Regions from separate parts of the Mus musculus genome. Here regions 2 and 3 are each linked to region 1. Evidence: chromatin loops called from intact Hi-C (ENCODE). Cell type or tissue: heart. All regions are shown on one strand.

What was found. A loop is a pair of places that touch in the nucleus more often than their neighbours do. Peaks named below come from ENCODE experiments on the same cell type or tissue, not always from the same donor. Only the 100,000 strongest peaks of a DNase experiment are listed, where the experiment ranks them.
Region 2: it touches region 1 in a loop (2.2-fold over the local background); 2 of 42 quality-filtered maps call a loop at or near these places.
Region 3: a loop joins it to region 1, with 4 times the contacts of the local background. A loop is called at or near these places in 13 of 42 quality-filtered maps.

What each region holds. Positions count from the first base shown.
Region 1 is chr10:82,166,629-82,174,628 of GRCm38, forward strand. No RefSeq gene overlaps it. Among named protein-coding and RNA genes, the nearest start is that of Gm40720, 7.5 kb to the right of the region's middle. In heart, a CTCF peak has its summit at 4,393 (motif pointing left); no DNase peak of the experiment used is centred here.
Region 2 is chr10:82,350,755-82,358,754 of GRCm38, forward strand. It overlaps Gm4924, which reads left to right and starts at 3,771. Exons shown (of 4, transcript XM_017314182.1): 1 at 3,771-3,905. The coding sequence starts at 3,783. In heart, no CTCF peak of the experiment used is centred here; DNase peaks (open chromatin) are centred at 3,497 and 3,777; H3K4me3 peaks cover 1,332 bases; H3K27ac peaks cover 1,161 bases.
Region 3 is chr10:81,624,514-81,632,513 of GRCm38, forward strand. Sirt6 (sirtuin 6) reads right to left here and starts at 3,053. Exons shown (of 8, transcript NM_181586.4): 1 at 2,959-3,053; 2 at 1,977-2,104; 3 at 1,203-1,385; 4 at 544-603. The coding sequence starts at 3,024. It also overlaps a transcript of Ankrd24 not described here. In heart, no CTCF peak of the experiment used is centred here; DNase peaks (open chromatin) are centred at 2,175, 3,138 and 4,138; H3K4me3 peaks cover 2,062 bases; H3K27ac peaks cover 2,549 bases.

The DNA.
Region 1 (8,000 bases):
GCCTATGAAGAAAGACTGATGGACTTTGGACATTTTAATTCTTTCACAACACCAGTCAAGGACTGGCTTTCCTCTGTAGACCTGTCATTTGGAATTTTTAAAGATGATCTTTGGTTGGTTGCCTCAATACCTTCCCCAAATACAGCTGGAGGAAGCAAGATACGCTGTTGCCTCAATCCTGGTAAGGTTGCCTCTTCAGAGGGGCTGGGTTTGAAAACAGGAGACTTCCTGTTCTTTGGCTAGGCAGCTTAGGAAAAAAAAAAGACCTCAAAGGAAAGGAACATGTTTCTTACCAATTAAGGGCTGGAATGTCACTAGAACTATTAACAAGTTCATCCTTACCGGAGTTCAAAGATGCCAAAAGTGTCTTCAGAGCTGTGATCTCTGAGCTAAGTGCTTTTAGGGACTTTATGAAGGGGTAAGGTAGTAATGAAATCTTGTCAATAGAAAAAGCTCCATGAACAAGAGAACAGAATTTCTGGCCTGGGTATAGGTCTAACATTCTAATGGGGACAAATCAATATCTTGGCAAAGGAACCATCCCTATGAATCAGGGGACTTACTTTGAACTATACCAATGAAGTAGATGGAATAATACTTTTTTGTACTAGAGATTTGTGTCAGGATTATGGATTCAGCTAATACTAATCAGGGTCTCAAGATGGACTCACTTGTCAGAATGGGGAGGGTACTTCTAGTTCGCTATGCTGCAGGCTTGTCTGTGTTTGAAGAAGGGGCTTGTGTGCTGCCCTGTGACCCACTGCTGGAACCTGTGAGGAGAGCCAGGTAAGCTGGGAATCTGAGCCATGGGGAGCAGGGCTGCCATCCCCACGTGGGAAGGAGCTAGAGGACCCTGTGTAGGGTTCATCCTGGGATGTGGGAACCAGAGGCAAGACTCAGCATCTGGTGTGATTCCGTTTGTTCCCCCTGAGGTCCTTGTACCTCCCAGGCACCCTAACCGTACTAATGAAATAGATGCTATAAGTATTATTTTTTGTACTTGAGGCATGTCTCAGGATTATGGAATCAACTAATACTAAACAGACAGGTGTGCCCTCCCCATTGCAGTTTCTTATTCCAAAATAGGACATAATAGCAACATCTTAATATCTTTGAAGAAAACGTTAAAAAAAAAAAGACAAAGAAATTTGTTTTCTTTTTTAAAAATCAAATATTAGTCTTTTTATTAAATACTGTTAAACTTGTTTTTGGATCAAGGAATTCAAATCTTTTAAATTTTCCTATGTAGTGAACCCGTTCTTTGTGGAAAGGATTTAATGACACAGAACAGGAGCTCTTTTCTCCTTAGGGCAGTGCCTCTTTCTTCTTCCTCTTTCATTTCCTGTGCAGCAGTAGACTACCCAGATAAATAAGGTTGAAGTCAGACAGCAGCCAAAGAAGAAAAGATACAGCCACCACCTGCTTCTTGCCACGTTGGCTACTGCACATGAGCTGCAATCTGCCTGATCCACCTCCTCGTCACTATGTATTCCTGGGAAAGCAATATGCTCAGATGCTTTGATACATAGCAGCACAGTGGACACAGACTCACGTGTTGGATCTGGGTGAGAACCCTGGAAAGAAGCACCATGCTGTTACTCACTGGTTCTCCCGCGGCAAAACTTGCTCCAGAGACCCTCTTTGGCAAGGGCCACTCACCTATATAGGCCTCCCTGGAATAACAACTCCCCTACACTATGATCAGAGATCAAAGGACTTATACCACACAAACTTTTTCCCAGGTCTGTCCTCCACCCAACAAGCACACAGGGTCACTATACTGGAAATTTGCATTTAAGTAGAAATGCTTTCAGTCTCCCAGAGCACTTTATGTTTCTCCTCCTAGGTATAAGGTCTCTAGTATGCACAGTCATTACACACTCAGTGTTGTAGTACAGCTATCTCTTTACCTCAGAACTGGAAAGTCCTGTAGATAACCTTAGGTCAAATTCAAGTAGGAGAAACAAAGCAAAGGGAGGCCATGGATTTGAAAGCAAAGAGGTTATATAGAGGGTCAGGAGAGATGAAAGCGAAAGACCAAATGAAGTAATTATAATCTCAAAAATAAATTTTAAAACATGGTATCAGGCTTTATGGTTCCATGTTCTCAAGAGAATAACAATTTATATTGGAGGCAAACAGAGGATTAACTCATACTTTTTATCCCATTCTCATCCAGAAAACAAATATCAAAAAACAAAAACAAAAACAAAAAAACCCAAAAAACCAACCAGTTAGGCAGGGCCACAAAAATTTGCCCAGCTCTTCTGTTCTCCTTGAACTAGTGTAACTACATAATTTGGTTGCTAAAAGGAAATTCACTTTTTAACTATATTTTTGGTTGCTGTGGTCTGTGCATCCCAATTGAACACTAATCAGATCATTTATCAATCACCTGAAGTTTATTAGCTAACTGTTCACTGGTAACTTCAAGTGTAGACAAAAATTGGAAACCTTTTAACATCCTTCTGGGCACCTCCCCTCTGTTTGCAAATGCAGAAGTCATGATCAGGGCATAGTTCCCTCTACATTTGCAACACCCAATAAAAGGCTGGGCTCTATTAAGCCATGAATCCCCTTGCCTCTCTTTTCTTTTCGGACCTGCATACCTGTATTCCCAGCACTACTGTGGTAGAGGCAGATTTGGGTTTTAAATTCAATTCTCAGTTGACATAGGGCCAGGCAAGCCTGGGATACATGATGTATTTCTCTCAAATAAATTAACAACTATTTGAGAAACATCAAGTCAAATTCTTAATTACTGGGAATCCTTCAAAAATAGAAGCAAATAGAAACCAGAGTAGTGATCTATACACAAAAAAATGAAATTTAAAAGGTGTTACTTTGGTGGTTTGAGTGAGAGTGGCCCTCATGCGCCCTTATGATTGAATAATTGGTCATCAGAGAGTGACTCTCTGATTGAGTGGGATTAGGAAGGGTGGCCTCCTCGGAGTAGGGACGGTCTTGTTGGAAGAAAATTGTCACTGGAGGTAGGCTTTGAGGTTTCAGGATCCAAACCAGACCCAGTGGCTTTCTCTTTTCTTGCTATCTGCTATCCAGATGTAGAATTCAAATACTTTTCCAAGACCATGTCTGCCTGCATGCCACCATGCTCCCACCATGATGACAATGGACTGCATCTTTGAAACTGCAAACAAGCCCCTAATAAATGCTTTCCTTTAGAAGAGACTCTGTGGTCATGTTTTCTCTTCACAGTGTTAGCACACTGAGACAGGTTGGCATTTCGATTTATTTTACTAAAAGGACAGTTAGCTACAGTGATGTTGAAATAGAGTGGGCACTTCTCAGGAAGAGGAAATGCTATTAACAAGAGACTGTATGAGCTTGCCTTGTATAAAATGTTCATTGACGAGTGCTGGATGCTGACACACATGTTATACCAAATGTCCTGTGTCTTAATGCTCTCACCATTGCTACACTTACCAGCATAAGAGTGTTGCCTAATTAGAAATACCAGGGCTCAAGCTAACCTTCAGAAATTGTACTCCCCCAATTCAGTTTTCCTTCATTCTTAAGGCATAAGTTAACCCATCCTGGGAAAGTACAGAAAGTCGTTTATCTTGCCTTATCACATCCTTTATAACATAGACCCCTTCAGTTTAAAGCCTTAAAATAAGGTGGTGGCGCATGCCTTTAATCCCAGCACTTGGGAGGCAGAGGCAGGCAGATTTCTGAGTTTGAGGCTAGCCTGGTCTACAGTGTGAGTTCCAGGACAGCCAGGGCTGAAACCCTGTCTCAAAAAACAAAACAAAACAAAACAAAACAAAACAAAAAAGAAAGAAAGAAATTAATAAAATGAACGGTTTTTTGTTTGTTTTTGTTGCATGGATTATTTTATTGTAAATAAAATGCTCTTAAAGCAAGAATTATATAATATTAAAAGAAATCACACAGAGGAAAGTATTTATATAAAATTAATACAGAAATATATTAAGTTTAGAAAGTGTTAAGAGAGAAATAAATAAACATAGAAGATCAGCTCTCCAGAGAAAGGAGAAAAAGAAATAAATTGCAGTCTCCTAAGGAAGGAGAGAAAAAGAACTAAAGTGAAGTCTCCAAAGAGAGGAGAAAATTATAGGTATTAAGGAGAAGTGTTTTCCATGTTAAAAAATGAAAAATTCTATAGAAGAGAACATTTGGACCCCCTATAGTTTTGTTTGGCTGTCAACATACAAATAGTTATTTTTTCAGTTACGATCACAATTTTATATATCATTTTAAGAGTAATCAGAAGAAAGGAGACTTAGATAAGGAAAAGAAGGAAAATCAAATGCAAGATTGGAGGTGATAGAAAAGAAAATGGAAAATCCTTTGATTCAGAGTAAAGGGGCTTCAGAGGAATCAAATATAATGCCTGTGGTGCCACCTGGTGACAAAATTGCAGAATGGCAGCCTATTATTAAATTTATTATGTTGAATTAAGAATCCAGATTCTTACTGCTGCTACCTTAAAGCTATGTCATACAGTAGATCGTATATTTCACTTTGTACAATTTGAAAACAAAAATGTACATGTGTTGATATAAGTTGATATATGTTCAGAATTCCAAGGGGCTTCTGCCTTGAGTTCTGAAAAGAATGATTCTGGTTTACACATTTATTGGATGTTCTGGCTGTTATGGGAATACTGACGCAAATCAAGACTGACAATGCTGCGGCATATTTCTCTAGTAAAATGAAGTGATTTTTAAATATTATGATATAAAACATATTCCAGATATTCCACACAATCCTATATGACAAGTAGTTATAGATCTAATTGTACTTTAAACAAGATGGTTAACAAACAAAAAGGGATAACAAAGACCCCACTGAGCTAGATTACATAGTTCTTTATTAACTTTAAGTTTTTTGAATGGTAATGAATAAACAGCTGCTGAGAGACACTGCATTTTTGAGAAAAACTGCTGAGCTAAATCAGCCTGTTTATGTAAGGATGCACTTAGCACAGAATGAAAGGAAGAAAATATGTTACATTGGGGAAGAGGTTTGTCTGTGTCTCAACAGGGGAAGAAAAGCTGTGGATTTCATCCAAATTAATAAATATCATATCTGTCTATGGGAGACCCCCTGAAGATTTTTGGCTGCCGACAGGAAGAAAGGAAGGAAGGAAAGAAAGAAGGAAGGAAGGAAGGAAAGAAAGAAGGAAGGAAGGAAGGAAGGAAGGAAGGAAGGAAGGAAAGAAAGAAGGAAGGAAGGAAGGAAGAAAGAAGCACAGAATGGGCAAAGTATATGCTGGTCTCTCTGTATGGGAACAGCTCTGAGATTGGCTGAGACATGGAAATGTCTCCAGTTAGAACCTCAACTCATCGTAGCCAATAAGTCTCATTGACTACAGAATCCGCGAGACTTATCCAAATGGCATGGATAAGAATTTACTGCAGTTTGGTTATACAATCCAAACTAAGTTACAAAAGATATTTAAAGATAACTTACCTGCTCAAACAGAGAGCAGAGAATCCTCTTTAGCTGATTGTTCACACCCCACATTCCATACCTATGTTAATGCAGAATGGATTATTGCTTATGAAACATTACATGCTTACAGACACCAGTGAAGTTCTAGTGGCTGTGACAACATTCACATGTGAGGATGCTGAGAAAGGTGCTTAGATCTTGAGACATATTTATCCCAGCATCCAGCTTTATATAACCTCAGACTACCTCAATAGCTGTTTCAGCAAAACTTGCTTCCAGCACAGCTCAAAACTGCTGAGTCCAGTTGGTACAGGTTTATAGACTGTTTCAATTAGGACTTCATGTAAGCACTGCAGTTTCCCATCACATAGACACACTGGGTCTGTGTGATGGGAAAGATGGCCGGGTAGATGGTTTTTGTTTGTAGGGTGATGGATATTTGTCATCATTTGAATGGGGTTGGTTACAAATTGTTAATGGTCTTGGTAAGAGAAGAAACAAAGTACGGGAGGTTGGTTTCAAGGATTTCTTTTTCTATTTCTTTTTCTTTCCTTTATCATTCTTTCTCTCCTATTTAGAGTTAGGCAAAAGTGGAAAAAGGGATAAGGAAAAAGGGGGGCTATAGGAATAATTAAGTTAAAGGGTAGATTATTGTATCTACTTTTAGACCAAAGAACATTAATAAGCCAAGTAATTTACAATATTCTTTGTATATTGATAGGGTAAGGTTATATTTTATTACAACATACATGTTTCAACTCTTGTTTAAGATATTGTACCTTAGTAATTATTAAAAATGCAACGTTAAGTTCTAGTCCTTTTGAAAATTGCTTTACAAATTGTTTAGCATAGTTAAGAAATGTAAGTTAGAGCCAGGCATGGTGGCACATGTCTTTAATCCCAGCACTTGGGAGGCAGGTGGATTTCTGAATTTGAGGCTAGCCTGGTCTACAAAGTGAGTTCCAGGACAGTCAAGGCTATACAGAGAGACCTTGTCTTGAAAAACCAAAAAAAAAAAGTCAGTCAATCAAACTTACTGATCATGTTTGAGGCTAGCTTAATTAATTACAGAAATGTTTTCTAGGTTGAACAGATAGTACATAGCTAGAAACAAGCAATGTTTGCCATTCAAATATACTAGAGATAGACAGTCTTCAAAAACTTCAGAGATCCACAGAATACAGCATTTAAAGATGTTCTATTAATAAAAGGCATTTCTGACAATGAGACAGGTCAGCTCCTGGCAGCACCCCATTCTACTTCAAAGATGATAAGCATCAAAGATCCACCAAATAGAGTTTTCTTTAAAAGGGGGCAAGCTAGCTATTGAGCAAGAAATTGCCCTTGCTTCAACTAATGACAGCATGCTGTCCAGGCTGGACAGATGAGAATGAGGGAAGTTGACTGCCAGCTTTGCCAGAACAAGGTAAGCAGTCCATAATAATTCCTGCTTCATAGAAAAGTCTATCAGATATTTTAGGCCAGAAGAATGAAGATGATGTTCCAACATTCCAGAAGTATCTTGGGTGACTGTCCATGTAGCCAGGAGCCTCTGTCATCTCTGTAGTTTTGGAAGCTGCTTGCTCAGCACTTCCTGTTTACTCAGTTAGTGTTTATCCTTCCCAGGTCTCTGATGGGGTAGAAGACTACATAGTTATAATCTCACAATTAAGCTTAAGACGTTTAGGATTTAAGAAAATGTTTTAAGGTGTAATAAGATATTTTAAGTTGGTAAGAAAAAGTTATGATAGCACATGATTTAGGTACAGAACTGTAACTCACCAAGATAGGATAGATAGTAGAGAACTTTTTCCAAGGTTGCCAAATGCATGTGGACTAGGATATAAACATAATTTTTACCTGATAGTTTTCATAATTGTTCTTATTATATTTAGTTTATTGATGTTAGACAAAGAGCCTTTTATTGGACTAAAAAGGGAAGATGTAGAGAAAATCTCTTGTGAAATATGTGGAAATACCACCTGTCAATAAAATGCTGATGTCCAGTAAGCTGAGGCAGGATTAGAAGGTTAGATATGGAGAGAGAGAGAAAGAGAGAGAGAGAGAGAGGAGAGAGAGAGATGTGGGGATGTTGGAAGATAGTTAGGAGAGGTAATTAGCCAGCCATGTGGAAGAGATAGAGTAGGTCATATAAGTTATGAGCTAGTTGGGGGATGAGCTAAAGCTTATGGCCGAGGCATTTCTCTATAAGTAATTAATTCTCAGAATCATTATTCTGGGAACAAAGAGGCCAGCTACACTAAGGGTCTGACATCCCCATAAATTTGAGATGAAAATCACTGATTACTTATAAGAGATTATTTCAAGGCTTAGAGGCCATCATCACTCCAGGGTAAATGCCAGGTGCAATGGGGTTTCTAAAATTCTGCCACAATGTCAGAAAGCCAAAACTAATGCAAGATCGTTTTACCCAACTTTTCTTTTTGGGCAGCTTAAACATGCCATCCAATAGCATCCCACTCAATGCACTCTCAAGGAGCATGGGTCTCTATAGAATTCTTGGCCATGATCTTACTGGCTATCTTCATGTTCACAAGTAA
Region 2 (8,000 bases), 180 kb after region 1:
TGTAGAAAATCTTAGGGAGCAATTTGAGACTCAGAAAGGCACATACTTATTACTTAAGGAAGGGAATTTTTAAGGTTAGGGAACAACAACATTAACAGCACTGGCTGACTTGACTCTCACTGAGGCTGAACTGGTGATAATGGATTTCCTATGCCCACTTTTGCCCTCAGCTTCCTGATATGGTTTAATCAAAATTGCTGATGAGTAGATGTGTATTCTGACGATTTAAAGTAGCGATGACTGACTTTTTATATAAAAGTTTAGATTCGTCATTCTTTTGAGATTCTTATAAGATTACTTTTAAAGATAAATAATAAAATAATGAATCTTTTCTTTGTAACCACAAATTGCTGCCTGTCAATCTGAGAAACTTGCTGAGAAAGCTCCCTTGCTTGCCCACATTTTGTTAATCTATAACATGCTGCTTAGTTAAGAATGTACGTGGGTTCTTGGGAATAATTTGTTTTCTTTACTTGTATTATATGATGTTATATCTTTTACAGGTATTAGGGAACATATTGGTTTTTTTTTAATAGTCACTACTCACTAGAAGGAAAATAGAATGCGATTACATTGTCACTTTATACTGCTTGAAAAAATTTGCTGGTATATATAAGCTATGAGAGAAACAATAAACTTGTTGGAACTTTGTCCATCCATCAAATGTATATGTATGTGTTAAAGCCTGGGTAAAATGTCAAGACCTAGGCAGCTGTTACCTGGGTAGCCTATCATTATAAGGAAACTTTCTCATGTGTTTCTTATGTTACTAGGAAACTTTTTGCTGCCAAGATTGATTCCATATTTTGTTATATTTTTGCCCTTGGAAACCAATCACATTAAAAGTCAATACAACTGTTTTGTAGAGTTACCCACAATAAGCTTGGAGCCGGCACGATCACCCAGAAGCACTTCTTGCAATTGTGTATAAGCTTTTCTTGTGTTTGCCTTTATAAACTGCCCCTGGTTTGCAAGTTAAGACATAAGTGTTAGACAAGTCCCATCCTGGTAGACAAGTTAACACATGAATATTAGATAAGGCAATTCCCCCACTACAGTTGAATATCCCAACCAATGGGAGCAGGATAGATACACAACAAAGACAAGTTGCTAAGGAACTCTCTTATCCCTAAATTCTGATTGGTGAAATAACTTGGCATAAATATTTGTAGATTTTGGGCTTGAACACCCTGTAGGATCTTAACTCAGGGTCATTGTTCAGCCCCCAAATCTGGACCATGGCCCTGGAGCACATTCTCAGTCACCTGTCCTGAGCCGGGCGAGGTGGCCACGCCTCTAATCCCAGCACTCGGGAGGCAGAGGCTGCGGGTTTCTGAGTTCGAGGCCAACCTCGTCTACAGAGTGAGTTCCAAGACAGCCTGGGCTGCACAGAGAGACCCTGTCTCGAAAAAAAACCAAGAAAAAAAAAAAAGACCTGTCCTGGTCTGACTGAAATTAGTGTCTGTGTGGTTTGTGAGGCAATTCCTGCACCCCAACAGTATGTATATGTGTAAAACTTGTGTGGGTGTGTGTTGGAACTTGCTCCATCCACCAACTGTATGTATATGTGTATATTTGTGTGAAATGCTTGGAGCCTGCTTGCTGGAGCTTTGCTTCATCCATTCATTGGGTGACTATGTCTGTCTGTCTGTATGTCTATATGCATGTATTTATATGTATGAAAGTTATTGGAGTCTGACTTTTGCTACATCCACTCAGTGTGTGTGTGTGTGTGTGTGTGTGTGTGTGTGTGTGTGTATGACTTTCTCTCTCTTTACTTTCTACTGGTCCCTAATTAGTTAAAAGAGTTCAGAGTAATTTGCCGGCCACAGGGTGTGCCAGCTGCAGTGACTCAAGCTTTGCTCTCTCAGAGAAAGTCAGCTGAGTAATTTCTCTAATCTCTGCCTGCCATAGGCAGCAGCCAGCATCAGTCCAGATAGTGACCAGAACCCTGTCAGCCCTTGGTGCTAAGCTGTCAGCTGTTCTCAGTACTAATCCCAATTGCCAACAGCAACCTCACTGCCTGCCTTGGTTTACCCTGTAGTGTTAAAGACCAGCTGAAAACTTTGAGCATTCCACTCACTGTATTCTCAAAAAGAGCAAGGGTCAATATAAAGTTTTTTTTGGTGGCGATCGTCATAGCTATCATCATGTTCACAAGTAAAATGGTGTAAATAAACATAAGCTTATGCTTTGAAGTTGTGAGATGCTTAGTGTGCTGGAACGTGAAGATAAGGACCCTGGCACGGTCATCTTGGAAGGGAGGCCAACATTGCTAAATTAAATTTTCTGCTGTCTAGTTCTTCATGTATAAATAGTTTATCAGAGCTGTATATGTTAATAAATGTGCTTAACATGAGCCATCAGGTTATGCTAGACATATTGAGCTTAACCCTTCTATCCCTGTCTTCTCACCCCAGGTCCTTACACTGGTCACTCCATTTTGGGGGCAGGAGTGGCTAATTGTTGGTATTTGGTGTCATAGACCAAGCTGCTTTTGTGTGTGTGTGTGTGTGTGTGTGTGTGTTTCTTTGACTGTCCTGAGACTCTCCGTAGATTGGGTTTAAACTTTTGATGTCTTGTTTTCACCTCCCAAATGCTGGCATGATAAGCCTCTGTTACAACAGAAAGCTGGGGAAACGTTAATAATGTCTTGGCTACCAATATGCAGGGGAGAGAGGTGTGATCAATCCTAGGTGTGCCTTAGTGAAGTTGCTGATGCCTGATGAATAGCAAATTTTATATCCGATATTAAATTTGATCTAGGTGGGCTAGGCATCCTTAGCTGTGAGGCATGTGGATCACTCCACTGCACATTGTTTAATAATCCTTGTATTGTATCCTAGAGATCCTATGCCTACAAGGAGAAGTGCCTACTGAGTGCAGGAAAAAATGCAAGGGACAAGTTCTACTGCAATGCAAGTCTCTGCAGGTCTGGGAAAACTCTGTGCTTAAGATGGAAGCTGGAGCACATCACATACTTTCCTCCCTCCCCCCTCCCTCCCTCCCTCCCCCTCTCCTTCCCTCCTTCCTTCTTTCCTTTCCTCCTTTCTTCCCTTCTTCTTTCCCTCCTTTCTTTTTTTTAATGTGGCTATGATTTTTGAAAATTATTATTCATTTTGTCAATAAGGGTGTTTTACCTGCATGTATGTCTGTGCACCACCTGTGCATTTGGTGTCTTTGGAGACCAGAAAAGGACATCAGATCACCTGGCATTGGAGTTAAAAATGGCCGTGAGAATCTCTGTGGGTGTGGAAATCAAACCTGGGTTCTTTGAGAGAGCAGCCAGTGCTCTAAATTGCTGGGCCATCTCTCCAGCTCCATCTAGAAGGTCAGTTTAGAAAGGGCTTTCATAGATGATCCTTGTGATGGGGTCATGTGAACCACTGGGCTGTTAGACTTAAGAGAATTGTGTCGCTAAGGTAGCTGCTCCTGTCACTCAGCTCTCACCATCCAATCAGGACCTCCAGAAGGACCGTCACTTAGAATGGGGAGGGCACTTCCGGTCTGCCATGCTGGAGGCTAGGATACAGTGCTGAGAAAGGGGCTCCTGGTATTGCGTGGTACACTGCTACCCACTGGCGGGAGCTGAAAAGAGAGTGGGGAGAGCTCGGAATCTGCGCCATGGTGAGAGGGGCCGCCATCCCCATACGGGGAGGAGTCGCGGGAGCCCGCATGGCGTTCGTTCCGGGGTTCGCGAACCGGCAGCGAGTCGGTGCCCCCGTGAGGTCCCGTGAGTTCCGTGGGGTCCCTGCACCTCCCAGGCAAGAGCAGATCCCTGAATGACTTCGATCAGCTGCCTGCGCCTGCGCAAAGAATGGGGAACGGCGCCTTTGTGTGAAAACATCCTTGTTGACGTCACCGTGCAGCCAGTGCCTCTGCTGCTTTTATTATTGCAAGGGAAGGTAGATTTGCTAACAGGCAGAGCCCTAGTTCATCTAGCATCTTCTAGAAGTTCTGCACTTGGCACTTGACATTCGGGTGTAGGATCTGTCTGCAGTTAACTCTGCGCCGGTGTAAAGTCTGTGCTATTAACACATTCATGTAGATGGTTCACAGTAGTCCAGTCACGTGTTTTAGTAAGGCCAGACACACTGGGTTTCCTGGTTTCATGTGTCAACATTGATTATGTGTTAATTGTGTAGTTTGTTTTTTTCCCCCCTTAGTTTATTCTCATGTTCTGTCTCTTTATTCTTTCCCAGACATCTTTTGTTTGTTTGTTTGTTTGTTTGGTAGGTTTGTGTGTGTGTTATTGTTGTGGGTTGATTGATTTGCTTTGCTTTTTTTGAAACAAGAATTTCTCAGTGTGGACTAGGATGGCCTGGAACTCACAGAAATCCACTTGCCTTTCCTTCCCTAGGGTTAGGATTAAAGGTATGGACCACTACTGCATAGTTGTATTCAAAAATTTAAGTCAGAGGATGTTACAGTATTTAATATTCATTCTTGCCTTGATCATCTTTCACTCACGATTACCTTTTCTCATCAGTTTTTTGTTGTTGGAGCATAAATTGTTAGGCTTTTTATTGGACTTTTGCTGCCTCTGTAGCTCAAATTCTGTATTGTTGTAACATGATAGAGACATACTATCCAAGATGGCAGGACACCACATGGTAGCTTTCTACTCAAAGTTAGTTCAGCTCCCAGTTAAGGTGCGCCCATCCCAGTTTATCCCTGAGCCTTTTGCAAAAGGAGCTTTTAAGCACAAAAACCATGTTCTGGATTGACAAACTTCAGTTAAGAAGAACAGTCAGTCAGAAGTGGAACTAGAGAAGCCATGAACCAGGTTAGTTAATGAAGACATCCTGTAACTACGGACATCGATGGATTAGGCCTTTGCTTTTATGGTGGTAGGTGGCGCTGTCCATACTGAGTTTACAGCCTGAATGATACTGCCATCATGGAATCAGTTGTGCTAAGGTCTGGGGCTGTGTGTTACATTCCCCACTGGCCTTAGTGAATGAGTCAAATAATGGATTCATTCAATTTTAGTTTAAGATGCAGGGCCCCACTGTTAATCCAATCAGACTGAAAATTTTCAGTCAGTGCTGAAAGCAGGTTAGTTAGCTAGGGGACCAAGAGTACAGAGACTAGTATCAATTGTTTCCCTAAACATGGGAAGGTATTTTAAATTACTCCTGATCAATTAGCAAAGAAACAACAGGCTTTTTTTTTTTCCCCAAAGCAAGACATATTTTCTATTATCTTGTGAGAAGTAAATCTTCTCAATTTTGTAGGTTCATTTTTATAAGGGAATCTAACTTGTTTTAATTGAGAAGCAAACTTTTAATACCATTTGGTCCTGATCTTATACTTAGTTTGGAAAGCGTCAGAAGAGGCACATCTAGTCAATCCATTAGTACATGCCCACAAAGTACTCTCGGAGCTCGGTATGATCGTTATCCAGATGAATTCATCTATAGAGTAGAACATTAATATGGGCTGGCCCTAGTCACCATTGAATTTTGTCAGCCAATGAGCTGTTAGTCTGGCTAGTTCCTATCCACATGTAGTGTGACAGGGATCCGGTGTGTGAGCATAACCAACAGTCTTGACTGAATGCTGCCTGCAAATGTTTAACTCTGTCCCAGGGGATCCTTCCTGTGGCATAGAATCCCGCTCTACACTTTTTCCTATTTCCCCAGGGCCAGAATCTCTTTAAAGGAAGTTTTCTGAAAGCCCCAGTTTTAGAACCTCTCCCTCCCCCTTTTAATGGAAACTCCCTTCTTTTTGGCAACTAGGGGGCTCAGCTGCAGGGCATGCATAGAATTATAAACTCTTATGTCCCTATGTCAAAAGACAAACCTCCATATCTTTCCTTTCTATAATACAACTATGCATTTAAAGTGGGCATCAGCGAGCAAAGGTCAAAATGAATATTAGTTGCTGGTCTGTAGGTACATTAGGTAATACCTTCCCTGTATCTGTCTTAGTTCCCAGGTTGGGGAACTAAGCCTAAGGGGTTGGACCTGAGTTGGGGTTGGACCATGACTCTTATATTCGTATCAAACATAAGACTTGGGTAAAGGTGGAGGGGCAAGGAGAGGAAGGGAATGGAGAACAGATGAAACTTTAATTTTAATGGGTCCACACTCAAGAGACAGTCATTTGGCAGCAGTTGTGGCATCCAGATTTTGGTCTGGGTGTGGTGGATCCATGATGTAATACCAGCTACCTTCACGGCCACCTCTTAGGGTTCACCCAGGTTAGTTCCAGTGTCCCTTTGGCTGTTCACTTGACTCAGTATCATTGGACTGCAACAAGGGCAAACTGCTGGTGGATACGGAGGTCGGCTGTTTCTCTCAGGTAGTCCAGTAGTCTTTATGGAGGACTGGAGTGCCTGCAGTGATTGAGAAAGAACGGTTGGGAGAGTTCTGCCACCTGCAGTCTCTGAGCGTGTAAAAGAATGTAGAATGGTTTATGAACAAAATCTCATAGTGGAGTACATCCCCCACTACACGGGGTGCAGCTGACTAAAGCAAAGGAAGGAGGCCTGTCCATTCTTTGGTAGACTCTAATGAGAGTTTTGTTACAGGTTTTTCGTTTTGTTTTTTTGTTTTGTTTTGTTTTTTTGGTTTTTAGTGTCCTGTTTATTCTTTTTACCTGGCCAGAACACTGAGGTCTATATGCAGAATGAAGTTTCAATCTGTGTCTAAAGCTTTAGCTATTAGTTGAGAGATTTTGGCCGGGTCATTGCTGGATCCCATTTCTGGGGGAGGCCAAATCAGGGGACCAGTTCCTGGGAGAGTTTTTTAAGGTGCTATGTGAGTAGTTTTAGTGCAGGTGGGGGACATTTTTACCCACCTGGAAAAGGTATGTATAAAAACTAGCAAGTACTTTTATCCTCCCCGGTCAGTCCAGAACTTGGTTAAGTCAGTTTTCCCAGGGCTCTTTGGGATTTGTTCCCTCATTTGGACCCTTTTCTGGGTAAGGGCTCTTTGATTTTGATTCATTTGAGCACAAACCTGGCATCTGGCTGAGACATCCCGTGCCAGGCTGTCCAGTATAACATACCTTGGTCTGTGCAGGATCCCACATGGGTTGCTCGGTGGAGGTTAGTTACCGACAGTCCTGCCAGTTGTTTTTGTGAGAATGGTCTTTTGCTGTGGTTTCCTCCATCAACCTGTGGGTTTGAGTTGTGCATTTCTTCTTTGTCATGGAGTCTCAGGCAGGAAGGGGTCCTGGTATATCATCAGAATATCAACAGGCTCCATTGGTCTTAGGCCCTTTTGTGTGGCAGCTAGGTCAGAAGTCCAGGAGTGGAGGGCAGCAATTTGTAAGGGAAGCCAAATAACCTGTAGGAGGGCCATGGTTTTTACATTTCCTTTTCCTCAGTGGTGAGAAGCCCTTTTTCTCTATAGAGCATACTGTGGACATGTGTGGTAGTAAAAGCATCGTGACTATCTGTGCATTTGGTGGTGGACTTTCCTTTTCCCACCTGAGAGCCTGGGTCAGATTGCTCAGACCTGCTTGCCTGGCTTGGACCCAAATTATTTGAGTTCTAGTAACTGCTGCAGTTCCTGCTTACTTGTTTTCACCTTTTATTGCCGGACCGTCATGGACTAGCACTTCTGTTACTAGACAACAGGGTAGCAGAATTTTTGGCTGTGGGATTCTTAAACTATACTGGAGTGTGTGCCAGAAGTAAGATCTGGTATTGGGCCACACAGCCATTAACAGGCAGTGTTTGATGATTCTTGGGGAGGGGCTCACCATGTCACGTGGTGCTATAAGGTCCTGACCTTGTTTGTTTTCTTAAGTATAAATGTGTCTCATCAGAGAAGGTAATAGTGGCTTTGAGTTTATGCAAAAGATCTTGTCCCGATAATCAGTTTCTTTTGTTAAGTAGCTCTCCAGCAGCTCGAATCTTTTTTTTTTTTACTCTTTAATCTTTTTTCTAATATCCAGAGAGCCAATTGGTGACAAAAATAAATAAATAAATAAATAAATAAATAAAAATCTTTTTAGCAACTGTCTTTAATCTTTCTAAAAAGTACTTA
Region 3 (8,000 bases), 540 kb before region 1:
ACCAAAGAGGTACAGGTTCTGAGAGCAAGTCTGCCTCAAAACACAAGCAGAGGGGGCTGAGCCAGTGTCAGCCGCTGGCATCCACACAAGGGAGGGTGCGGGAGGGAGGAGGCTAAGGGAAACATGATGGCTCGCACCTGTGAGCTCAGCACGCAGGAAGCTGAGGCAGGAGGATGCCAAATTTCAGGATAACCTGGGCAACTTTAATGAAGTCCTGTCTGAATAAAGAACCCCTAAGAGGGAGTCAGGGGCCAAAGCTCAGGAGGCACAGTCCTGCTCAACACCCCGAGGCTCTGGTGTGCAAGCCATGTTGACACCCAGCCCAGAGCCATAGCAAAGGCAGGGCAGGGAGAACCCCTCATTGCCAAGGGCATGACCAGCTTCTCCCTTGGGGGGCTGTGAAGAAAGGGTTTGCCCCATTTGTCTACGAGCCTTTGTTGGTCTGTTTTCATCTGACTGTCTCTGGCCTTCTCTAGGCCATGCTAGGACCCTGAGCTGGCTTAGGGGAGGAGCAGGGTCTTGTGTTACACGGGCAACACTCACGTCTTACACTTGGGACATTCCTCTACAAACATGTTTCCGTGCAGCTCTGCCAGCTTGTCCCTGCAGAAGAAGATGCCAGTAAGGACCCTTCCCAGATCCTGGGGCTTGGACCAGCTGCTCAGTCTGCCTCCTCCTCCAGAAAGCCTTCCTAGGGGGCTCACTCACAAGGGGCGTCCACTTCTCTTTCCTGGAGGATGTCCCAGCCTGTCCCATTCTGAGGAACTGTTGCATGCATAGCTGTCTGACGGTGTCTTCACAAACTCACAAATACCTCCTCCCCACTACAAAAAACCTGTTGGCTAGCCGCGGCACACCCCTTTAATCCCTCCATTGGGAGGCAGAGGCAAGTGGATCTCTGTGAGCCTGATCTACAGGGCAAGTCCCAGGGTAGCCAAGACATGGAGAAATTCTGTCATGTACTCGCCCTCTGCCGCAACAGTCAGTTGGCCCTAAAGCCCCTGCCAACCTCCCCACCCCACCCCAGTGAGGGGTGGAACCCTGCCTACATCCCCCCAATTTGACCAAGTACTGCCCGGCTTTGGGCTCCGAGCCTTCCCCCTCTTTGCATCCCTAATAAATGCCCCTGAGCTAGGGCACCCTGGTCCAATAAGGAGGAAGAGATGCAATTGAGCCCCAGCCCCCCGGCCGACTCATCGGACCTGGGGAAGCCCGAGCGCACGTGCAGCCCGTCTACGTTCTGGCTGACCAGGAAGCTGAGGAAGCCCATGCGTTCTAGCTGAACCAGGGCCATGTGGGTCTTCGAGGGCCGAGCATTCTCGAAGGTGGTGTCAAACTTGGGGGCCAGGCCGCGTTCCTCCATGGTCCACACGCCATGGGGGCCTCTGAGGATAGCAAGCAGAGGAGGACAGGCACAGAGGTCAAACATTCATTTTCCAGGCTGTGGGCTCTTCCTGTTAATGCTGAAGTCAGCCCATGCTGGCCCCAGCCCCGTTCTTAGGGTGGTTCTGTATCCTGTGGTGGAGACAATGACTGCCGGGTAGGCAAGAATTCTAAAGAGCATGGGACGTCTTCATGAAAGAGGCGGAGGGGCTGAGGGTCTGGGGGTAAACAAAGGCAGGGGAGCTAGTGGAGCTGGGGCTGAGTACTGGTTAAGACCGGCTGCGGGTTCCCAGAATGCTTTACAGTGGTCATAGGCTGCCACCGAAGGTTATGGGTGAGCTAGTCACTCCACAACATTGAGTCATTCTGACCCTAGAAAACCCAGTGGCTGGCCGAGCTGCATGAATACATTTCCCAGCATGCCTTGCAGCTACTACATTATGTGGGCATGCTCTGATCCTTGGGCAAGTGGAGTTTTTGCTGGGCCTTTCAGAGACATAGGAAAACTGAAAGGTCCTTCTGCCACCTCACCTTAGTCCCTAGAGGTGTATCAGCAAGAGCCCTGCCTCAGTTTCCCCTCATTGTTCACCGACCTGAAGTCGGGGATGCCAGAGGCGGTGCTGATGCCGGCGCCCGTGTGGAAAACCACGCTGGAGGACTGCCACATTAGCCGGGCCAGCTCCCACACCTTGCGTTCCAGCTCCTCTGGTGGGTCGAAGATCTGTAGGGTCAGAGGGCAGGAGGAGGCAACACGTGACCTCCCAAGTGGCAGGCCTCCTGTGGGTCAATGCTCTGTCTGCCCCTTCTCAACATCCCTCAGTTCCAGCCACACTCTTAACACATCGCTGTGTCCTACCCCAGGGCCTTTGCACATGCCGAGCCCTCTTCCCAGAGTGCTGTTCCTGCAGGCAGCCACTCCTTTGTCCTGGTCTGGTTGTGGCCCACGTGACCTCCCCACTGACGTCATCCCCCATCCTGGACTTTAGATAACCCACCTCTCTCCCCTAAATCAAGATGCAGCTCTACTTGTCTAGGGGCTCCGTTAACATGAGGCAGGCAGGGCATGGTGTCGCAGGCCTTTAACACCAGTACTCGGGAGGCAGAGGCAGGAAGATTCCTGTGAGTTCGGGGCCAGCCTGGGCTACAAAGAGAGAACCCTCCACCCTACTACACCCCTTCAGAAACAACAAAGACTGACAGCCCCACACTCAGGATCCATCTGGCCCAGATTCAGGGAGGAGTACAGAGTGGGGTACAGGGATGCCCCCAGGAAAGGGTGCCAGCTTCCGGCCCTGCAGATCTTCCCACAGCTCCAGGTTTTCCCTGACAATTAAGACGTCCACTCCCTGACCTGACGATTTGGTCTCGTTCCCATTAGCCCCTCACTCCTTCCCTGACCCAGGTTCCTCCGTGTCACCCAGCCTGAGCAGTGGGTGTCACTTCCCGCCCCCTCCTTCCAGGGAAGTCCCTCCCATTGTCTAGACTCTATGTTTCATGCTGTTCCCACAATGCCCCGCTTCGCCCGGCCGCTCCCCGTCTGGGGTCATTCGGTGACTCGAACACTGCAGCTCTCACCTCGGGCAGCCCGCACTTGCCCTTATCCGCGTAAGGCGACAACCCTGCTGCATAATTCACCGACATCGTCGCCGGCGCTGCCGCACGGGAACAATAAAGTTTCCCTTGTTGAGGCCGCTTCCGCCGGAAGTGGTGAAGGGACGGTCGGGAAAGAGTAGCCGCCTTCCCTAGATACGTGCCTGAGGGTGGGGTGGGTACGTGGAGGTGAAAAACAGCATTCTTTCCAGAGCGCATGCGCCCTCCTGATGCAGCAAGCTTAGTCTTCAGTGCTGGCCGAGACTACCTCTCTGACTTAGTGGATTCCCCAGTCCTGGGATCCGCGACCAGAGCCAGAAAAGTGATGAGGCCACTCACAGGAGTCGAGGCAGGGGGATTGCGAGTCCCAGACCAACTCCCTGTTTCAAAAGAGACAACATCAGCAAAACCCAGAAATGAAACCAAACAAAGCAAAACAAAAATCCACAGTTCTCAGTGTGTAGAGCCCTGCCCGGAGTGCTTATAGCACTGGCAGGAGGGGACAGAAAGTTCGAAGCCACGCTAGGCTACATGATACCCTAACCTTTGTGACTGTCATCCAGGGTCTGCCTGACTCTGGCTACAGGAGAGAATGAATGGAAAACTGGGGTTCTTGGGCAGAGGAAAGACCTCTGGGCCCCCTGCCAACATTTCCTGGGTTAGTTTCTGGAGTGCACCTCCCGGAATATCACAGAGCATAGGGTTAGGTCCACAGAACTGGGCGAGTTCCACGTGTTACCCAGAGGTGCCCAGAGATGCAAGGAGAGAGGTGAAGAGCCCTGCTTCCGTGGCCATCTAGAGATGGGAGGCACTATCTGACCATTCTGCCTGTTGGTAATCAACAGACACAGGAGCCATGTGATGGGTCAATGGCAGCATATAACAACCGAAGCCTCCTGATCCCCGTGGAGACCCCAAGAAAGGCTTCGAGGAGGCAGGAGCACACAAGGAGGTGGGAGAGGCCGTCCTTGGGGCTGCCCATCTGAGCAAGCTGGCTAACAGCAGCTTGTCTCCTCCCTTGGCTCATCCGTCCCCCGCTCCCCCACCCCAACCTGATCGGGTGTCACCTCTACTCTGCTGCTGGTGGCTCGCAGCTGGAGCGGGTAACCAGAGAGGCTGCTTGGACGCTGGGTTCCGGTCTGGAGTCGCCTGAGGTAGGGGGATGTGGGTGAGGGAGGCCAGGGAAGTCTGGGTGCTGGTGAGGGGTGCTACCTGCAACAGTATGAACACACGCATCTGCACACTTGTGACAGGTGCACACATCCCACGCGGGAGCCAAGGCCCAGGCCCAGTGCGCAGCGTCACCTGTGCTGTGTCACCTCTTCAGAAGGCAAACCCTTAAATCCACAGGCCTTCCCTGCCACCTTGCCGTGGCGATTTCCTTCAGACTGGTAGCATGTGGACAACTCTTTTGGGTGTTTTGTCACCCACCCTTGGTGGTAGGTGTGGGGTGAAAGTGAACCTGATTAGTAGAGGAGGTGGGATCAGTGAATGGATGGATGGATGGGTAGATGGGTGGGTGGATGGGTGAGTGGGTAGATGGGTGGGTGGATGGGTGGGTGGATGGGTGAGTGGGTAGGTGGGTGGGTGGATGGGTGAGTGGGTAGATGGGTGGGTGGATGGGTGGGTGGGTAGATGGGTGGGTGGATGGATGGATGGATGGGTGGGTGGATGGGTAGATGGATGGGTGGGTGGAACTGCCCTAAATAGTGACAGTTTTGACCAGACTTTCTTGCAAAACACTGACTTTCCAGTGTGTCTCCCCCTGTAGCTCCATTACATATGAACCCAGGTTAGAGGTACAGGAGGAGACCCAGCTTGGGAGAACTTGGAAGCTCCGTTTGGGGAGGTAGATAGTTCTGTGTGGGAGAGAGGCGATTTTGTGAATAGAAATTTCACAGAGAAGAGTGTTTGTGTGGTGGGGAGTTTATGGCATCAATGATTGCACAAACTCCAGGTTGCAGCCTGTGTGAGCTGCTGAACTAGTGCTGCTGGTTGTGATGCACGCTCAGCCCCACTTCAGGGGACTGCCTGGACAAGGAGGAATTATCTCTGTTTACAGTTGAGGACAGTTCCTTCAGAGGGTGCAAGTAGCCTGAACTTGGACACACAGCAGATTTGCCCAGGCTGTGTTGTGAGGACAGTGTGGCTGACCACCCCAGCATCCTGTCCCTCACCCGACCCACGCCTTGTCCAGAAACAAGACGAGAGCCCCTAGCAGGTGTGATGAAGACCCTCCGGGCACGATTCAAGAAAACAGAGGTGAGTCTTCAGGCTTGGAGGACTGCTCAGTCCTCCCTGCTGTGGCTCAGAACCCACCAGTCCTTTAGGCTCCACCTGATCCCCTATCCGCTGTTCCCCCAGCTGCTGCAGCAGGTCAGCTACTCCAGCAGGTCAGCTGCTCCAGCAGGTCCCTGGTTCAGTTTTCTGGATCAAATGCTGATTGCCCACGTAGGTTCACTGAGTCCCACTCATGGTTCAGTTCTGCTCACCCACCCCCCACTCAGGGTCTCAGTGGTTACTGGGGCAACCCTTCCTCCTTTGCACATGCTGGCAAGGTGTCACCGAGATACCCCCAAACTCTTCCTGCCCCCGTTTTCATTTTCATCGTCGTCCGAATTTAGTGATTCCTGAGGGATTCCCAAGTGCTCTGCTCTGTGAGCCCTGGTCTTTTGCTCACTATGATTCTTCAAGGAATGAACTTATGTGCATTTGAGAGAGGAAGGATGGCTCAGAGAGGTGGTAGAAGCTCCTCAAAGCCACACAGCAGGGAAGCGATATGCCTGTCTCCATTAGAAGATGGAGATAGGTATCAATGGGTGTGACCTGCAGGGGGAATGGGGAGGGAAGGGCTGGGAGGGGGGGGAGGAAGCAAGAGATCCAGAGAGCCAGAGAGAGCAAGGGAGAGCATGAGAGAGAGAGAGAGAGAGAGAGAGAGAGAGAGAGAGAGAGAGAGAACTGTTGCTTTCCTAGACAGTAAAGCTAGACTAGTTGGAAACCAAGTCATTGCACATGCTGAAGAATGGGCTGGCAAAATGGCTCAGCGGGGCCAGGTGTGGTGGCGCACGCTTTTAATCCCAGCACTTGAGAGGCAGAGGCAGGCAAATTTCTGAGTTTAAGGCCAGCCTGGCCTACAGAGTGAGTTCCAGGACAGCCAAGGCTACACAGAGAAACCCTGTCTCGAAAAACAAAACAAACAAACAAAAAAAAATCAAGATGGCTCAGCAGGGAAGGGTACTTGCAGCTGAACTCTGGTCCTCTGTGATAGCAGCCATTGATCTAACTGCTAAGCCATCTCTCCTGAGTTTGATTCTCAGAGCCCACATGGTGGAGGGAGAAAAATGACCCCACAAGGTTGTCCTCTGACCTCTGCCTCCATGCATGTGTGCATGTACACACCTAAATGCAACTTTAAAAAAACTCTTTAAAAAAAAAAGATTTATTTACACGGTAGCTGTCTTCAGACACACCAGAAAAGGTTATCGGGTCCCATTACAGATGGTTGTGAGCCACCCTGTGGCTGCTGGGAGTTGAACTCAGGATTCTGGAAGAGCAACCAGTGCACTTAACTGCTGAGCCGTCTCTGCAGTCCCTATAAATGCAATTTTTAAGTTAAGGAAAAATAGTTTTTGAAAGCTTAATCAGGCCAGCTGTGATAGCTAAAGCCTTTAATCCTAGCAGAGGCAGCTGGATCTCCGAGTTCTAGGCCAGCCTGGTCTACAGAGTGAGTTTCAGGATAGCCAGGGCTACTATACAGGGAAACCCTCTGTGGAAAAAACACTCACCTACTTAAAAAGCTGAATTATTTCAAAATCTTGCAGCCTACCCACCCTTGGCAAGAGACACTTAGCTTGGAATGTGGGTGTATTTTGGTGGGGCTTCGAAGAAGGGGCAGCAACAGAGTAGGGAGGGGTGGGTCCCTGGTGCTGGACCAGCCTGGGCAGCAGATGGGAGGCCTGGTCGGCCCCTCCCCGCCGGGAACCTGTCTGCCACCCTCACCCTTCTCTGGTTTCCCCATAGCAGCCAGGGTGAAGCTTGGCTTTTGTCTCTGCAGCCCCTAGGGAAGAAAGTGAACACTCATGGCTGCCTGGAGGCCCCTTGGTGCCCTGGGCCTCTGGGTCCTCTCCTGCTGTGGCCAAGTGCCAGGCTGCAGCCCTGCAGATGTTAGCTCAGGCTGAGCTCATTCCCAAGGTGTCCTCAAGGTTCCAGCAGGGGCTCAGTGGGCTCTGGGCCCCAGATTCTCTTGTGTGGAATGGGGACTACTTTATCTGGGGCACCCTTGCTGACATTCTGACCTTATTGGAGGAAAATCCCTCCAGGCAGTGATGGAGGCTTATACAGTTTTGGAAGTGGGAACCCTGGCTGGCCTTGAATCACAGTCTTTCCTCTTCAGTCTCCTAGTATTGCGATCATGGGTTGTACAGTCACATCGGGCTCAAAGCATTCTTTCTCCCTTTTTTGTTTGTTTGTTCTGTGTAGCCCTGGCTCTCATAGAACTTGCTCTGTAGACCAGGCTGCCCTCAAAGTCACAGAGATCTGTCTGCCTCTGCCTCTCAAGTCCTGGATTAAAGGTGAGAGCCACTGTGTCTGGCTCAGTATTCTCTCTCTCTCTCTTTAAAGGTGGCACATGTGTGTGTGTGCGCGGGTGTGTGTACATGTATGTAGATATGTATGTGTGTATGTATATGTGTGTCTCTATATATGTGCCTATATACATGTGCATATATGCATATGTATATATATGTATCTATATGTGTATATATTTATATATACATGTGTATATATGTACACATATTCTAGGACTCTCTGCAGAGAGGGACACACCAGTATCTAGAGTGTTATGGGACACAGAGGCAGGAGTTGCTTATTGTTTATTAGGGAGACCATATCTCCACCTGTGCAAGGCAATTTCATGAACGACTCACTTCTCCCCAAGTTCTGCCTCTCTGGGATTCTCATCCCACAGCTCCTGTCGTGTGTCCCTGCCTGCTGCTCCGTCTCCAAGACAGCTTCTACAGTGCCAACTT